Linked DNA regions of Mus musculus: region 2 is linked to region 1. A link is a loop called in an ENCODE intact Hi-C map of the cell type or tissue named here. Cell type or tissue: left cerebral cortex. All regions are shown on one strand.

What was found. A loop is a pair of places that touch in the nucleus more often than their neighbours do. Peaks named below come from ENCODE experiments on the same cell type or tissue, not always from the same donor. Only the 100,000 strongest peaks of a DNase experiment are listed, where the experiment ranks them.
Region 2: it touches region 1 in a loop (7-fold over the local background); 3 of 42 quality-filtered maps call a loop at or near these places.

The regions. Positions count from the first base shown.
Region 1 is chr5:9,493,384-9,495,883 of GRCm38, forward strand. All of the region lies in intron 5 of Grm3 (glutamate receptor, metabotropic 3), which reads right to left. Among named protein-coding and RNA genes, the nearest start is that of Mir879, 120 kb to the left of the region's middle. In left cerebral cortex, no CTCF peak of the experiment used is centred here; DNase peaks (open chromatin) are centred at 1,135 and 2,302; H3K27ac peaks cover 1,171 bases.
Region 2 is chr5:9,577,577-9,580,076 of GRCm38, forward strand. All of the region lies in intron 2 of Grm3 (glutamate receptor, metabotropic 3), which reads right to left. Among named protein-coding and RNA genes, the nearest start is that of Grm3, 150 kb to the right of the region's middle. In left cerebral cortex, no CTCF peak of the experiment used is centred here; DNase peaks (open chromatin) are centred at 1,224, 1,619 and 2,067; H3K27ac peaks cover 2,144 bases.

The DNA of each region.
Region 1 (2,500 bases):
CAGTTCTCATCCTCTCTGAAGGAAGATGTGGAAGAGTTGCACTGAAATTCTCAGCTGCTGTGGACTTTTCAAAGGGAAGCATAGATTGACATCTATTTGAATTGGATGCACTTTGTTTATTTTGCCTGCAAGGAGATGGCTTAACTTTCTGAGAGCTCTAGGCTCCTCATGCATTCTCCAATGATCCATGTTTATAATATAATTCTGCCTGCGGTGGGGATGACCGTCAACTCACTGTGTGTTACCAATAACTTGTTGACTTGTCTGGCCAGGCTGTTACACAGTGTCATCATGAGACTTTTTGAATCTACAGTGTAAGGCATATGATACCATTATTTTTCTGGAGTTTCATTGTAGAGAAGGAATTTGTGCATTACATGGTATATTTAAGCTTATAGTTGCATTCAGATCTCAACAGTGCTGTGTGCTCTGCCCATTAGAATACTGTCAAAGACACAATCATTAGTAAACACAAATTTTTGTTCTCTTCTGCTGACTTTCTCTTGCTGCCACTCTAGAAATTTAGGCAATGTGTCTAGGAAACTGTTTAGTTAATCTCTTTATACTATTTACCTCACTTTGCAAAGTAGAAATGCTTTGTGATAAAGACGAGTGTCTATTAATGGAGCAACCCACACATTACCACAAAGACAGCTGACTTTCGGAGTAAAATTTGGACAGAAAGTCAGTCTGCACCTGGCTAGAGTTCCTCTAAGACCCAGATCTGGGCATCATTATTTACTCGAAGCCTCTTGGCTAATTGTAATGATAGTGACGTTTCTACATGTACATGATCACTCTGGGAAAGAGAACTATACACCCCCATAGGACCAAGTTTGCATACTTAATAGCTCTGTAAAACCATAGGGCACACTTCATTTCTCACCTCAATGCTGATGTATGCTGATTCTAAACCATTTGAGTGCTGTCTGTCTGACCTGTATAGCTCCCAAAGGGTTTTGCACTGTATAAACTCAAATATGTCTACTGTGTCTCCTTCAACATTATGTCCTTCCACTTACACCCCCAGTATGTTGTCTTGGTTTTTTATCTTTGGGAACCAGCTCTAAGAATCTCCTTTACTCCCAAGCAGAACAGAGTAAAGAGTGGCCTCTTTTCTTTGGAATTTCATTATATAAGGTGTTTGCTGAAGTGGGTGGGTGTAGGAGCAGCGTTGAAAAAATGAGTTTAAGATGTCAAGAGCTCTAAGTTATACTTCCCTTGGAAGGAGCAGTCCTTGCGTGGCCAGGTGACTCTGTTCTCAAAATGATTTCCATGGAGAGTTCTAGTGGGAGCCTAGGAAACAGCTGTATAAGCATGTGGCCACTGGTATCCCAGGTAATACCTGCACAGGTATGTGGCCAGTGGTATCATGGAGCAAAGCATGGGGATTGCTGCTGTCTGAATCCAGGGTCAGCGCCACTCTGAAGGTCATGAATTAAGCTCTCTCTGAGCTGCCTAATATGAGATGAAGCCAACAAGCATGCTTGCTGTTACTTTCTCAGAAACTGCCTCCTGGATTACCTCTGTTGAAAAGCTTATGTTTTCTGTTATAAGCCAGATTTTGTCTTTGTCCCAGATTATAGGAATCAGCATATCTGAGTGGAGTCAAGAAATCTCTACTTCAAATAGGTTATTTATATACAATCAATTGGGAGTCATTAACCCGTGGGTCTAATTAAAGAAGAGTTAAGTTCTATTTTTATTCTGACTTCCACTGTATATAATAAAATAGATACAAAAAAGAAGGATTTTTAGCCATAACAATATACAGAATATTTCTTGGGGGTGAGTTCCTTCAAATGCCTTTATTCATAACCCTACCTCCATGCTGACATCTGAGTTTGGCCATACTTTTCTGTGTTTATAGCAACTTTATATAAACAGATACTTTCTTGTTGATAATGACCTTAGCTTCTGAGAAGAGTCTGACCAAAGCTCCAAAGTGATGTGCTGTATCTGCCTTCCACTGTCTCAACAAAGAACAAAGGAGGAATTAATTTGGCTGTTCCTTGAAGCCACTCCAATCCCTGAAAGAGTTCAGCACTGGGGTCACTTAGGATTTGGAGAGTGTAGCATAATAAAAAGCATCCACAGATTTCTTGGGAGTTGGTTTAGTCCCTTTTAGTTGCTTTTTAAAATCTGGGCAGGTCGTGTCCTATCCTTGAATAGATACCGCACAGGCCATCATGTGTGGGTTCCCCAGCTGGCAGGTTTTGGCTGGTGCTTTCCCAGAGCATACTCTCTGAAAGCTCATGTGGGGAGTCTTCCCACCAGGGTGCTAAGCATAGGTGTGAGACTAAGATGCTGCCTCCAGATCAACTCAGTCTCCGCAGGAGCACCGCAGGAGGATGCCAAGAAAGGCATTATGAAGCAGATGAGCTGCCCACCCAAGGCCTGGCTGAATTCCCGAATCACAAAGCCAAAGGAGGTGACAAATTGTTGTTTAAAACCCTTTGGGCTATGAAACTTGTGTAGAAATAACTAAACATTAAAGACA
Region 2 (2,500 bases), 84 kb after region 1:
GGACATTATAAAGTTTGATTAATTAAACCATACATATTTAAGTTGGCAGCCAATAAACATAAAACTAAGGCAAACATCACCAAATGAATTGTTCCTATGGTCTTCAGGCAAGGTAGGGTATCCCTTCTGACAAATGCATTGTGTACAGATATCTAACCAGTCATATCAGTTGCCCGTTTATTATTCTTGCTTTGGGAATATATAAAACTTTGTTTTTCCTATAACAAATTCTAATCATGGAAAGGTACTATTATTTAATTAAAAAACTTGTTGACATCAGGAAAATGCAGTATATATTACTGTTTCCATGTATTTATTTATGGTCTGTGTGTGTGCATGCACGCGTGCTCATGTGTATATACTGGCATGGGTGCACATGCCACGATAAGAGCATGAGGTCAGAGGACAATTTACAGAAGTTTGTTCTCCTCTTTTATGGTGTTTGATTCTGAGGACCAGACTCTAATTGTCAGGCTTGGTGGTGACAAGTCCCTCTATTCTCTGGTCCATGCATCTGGCTCATGCTAATTTTATATGCAAAGTTACTGTGGGGTGTACATTTTTTTGGTGCCTTGAATTTATCCAGGAATTAGTTTTTAACTGTAGCCTAGAAAGTCACAAATATATTAACGCTTATTTTTAATTCAAGAATGTAAAAGATTACAAGCCTAATTTATTTGGCAATTGTATTTCTTGAGAGTTTTCATCCTCAGATTATTCTAGGTGGAAGCCTTGATTTTGGTGACTCTTTGATCATGAAGAACAAAAGACTGTGAACTCTGGGAAAGACTCAGGATGTCTACCATTCTTTTTATGTTGTGAAGAAAGAGAGTGTCGATTCAAACTTGTCCGAGTTACCTGTGGCACTCATGTCAAGTCTCTCCCTGATATGTCCCTTTCACACATGAGCTTTAGCATTTCTATTTGACACAATGTCATTTTGGGAAAAAAAAAAAGAACAAAAACTGAAAAGGCCATGCACTTTTAGAGTCTGGTGTAAATAAGTACTCACGAATGTGGTTTTCCTCCATGAGAATTCTTTTTAGAATTTTTATAACATTGGCTTCTGAATCTGTGCTCATATAATAAAGGGAACAATGGCAACTGGCTTTTATGTGGACCTATGCTTAGTTACAAAATTCCAGATGGAAGGAGGCAACAGACATTTCCAAGAAAGATGCTATTTGTAGGCCTGAGCTATACACATTTGAAAAAGGAAGCTTTGCTGCTGTCTCTGGGGATCTGGAGCCTAGCATAATAATCTCGGTAGCTTTGCCTTTTGTTCTGTGCTGTTCAAAGTCCATATCTCTTTGGGGCTGTTTTCTAAGAATAAGCCTATATCTTTAATTGTTCTGTAATGCATGCAGAGCTGAATTTTTATTTAGTCCTTTTAATTAAATGCTTATATATAAGCCACTTAGGGCTGAACTTTGGACCATCTGCTAGCTCCCAGTCCAGTTACCAGGTGAAGAAGTTCCAGAATTGTGAGGCTAAGAAACCCCAGAGTTCTTCCTCTCCACACAGATCAAATTAAACTATTAGCTGTACAAAAGACCAGATTGGCTTGTATTTTAAACTAGAACTGGAGGTGGCTTGTAGTTGAGAAACTGCCTGAGGAATTCAAGCTGTTCCCATCACATGAGTTATCTGTCCATATAGGGTGCCAATCATACTGTTATTGCAAAAAGGGATTAGTCATTTTTTTTTTCTTTCGGGCACATTAGCTGCAGCACATCTGGAAACATGCTTCCCCCACCCCTTACGAGGGTAAAACACTATAAAGTAGCAAGAGTTAATTTGAATTTAGGAAGTTATGTAATATGATAATAGTAGAGTAAATGGCAGTCTGCTCAGTATAATCTGAAAAGTCACCGAGGCTTACATCGCAGGGGCTTTGAAAATATAGGAGTCAAAGATGCTTCCTGCCATTTTCTATCTTGACATAGTCCCAGTGATGATCCATGGAAATCTCAAGGAAAAGACCCTTAAGGATGTCCCCAACTGTTCTTTCTATTTCAGTTTCCCCTAAACCCATCCCACTAAGCACCTGCGGTCTGCAGTCTGGATCATCGTCTGCTTTTGCTTTCCTCCTTTAGAAGCGAGGGATTGATTAGTCATGAAGCTTATTTGGCTTCTTTTTCTCAAGGCTGATCGATGAGCCTGAAAAGATGTGCAGATTAAGAAGGAGTCTTTGAATCCTATTATTTCAGAGGACAGATATCAGAAAGCAGGCCAGGAGTTCTGCTGTGACAACGCCACTCTACACTGTAGTGTATGTCTTGTTCCCTAATCTTCATAGATCTATCTCAGGAATTACTTTCTAGTCAGACTTAACCTGTAGTTACATAATTAAAAAGGAGAAGTTATTTTATCCAGAGAATCATCGAATATGTCTTTGATTCCCCCCCTTTTTTTTTCCAAGAGTAAATTTTCAAGAGAATTCAGGAAGCTGAACTGGTTTCAGTTTCATACAGTAATAAGGGGTCTGTGGTATGTTATC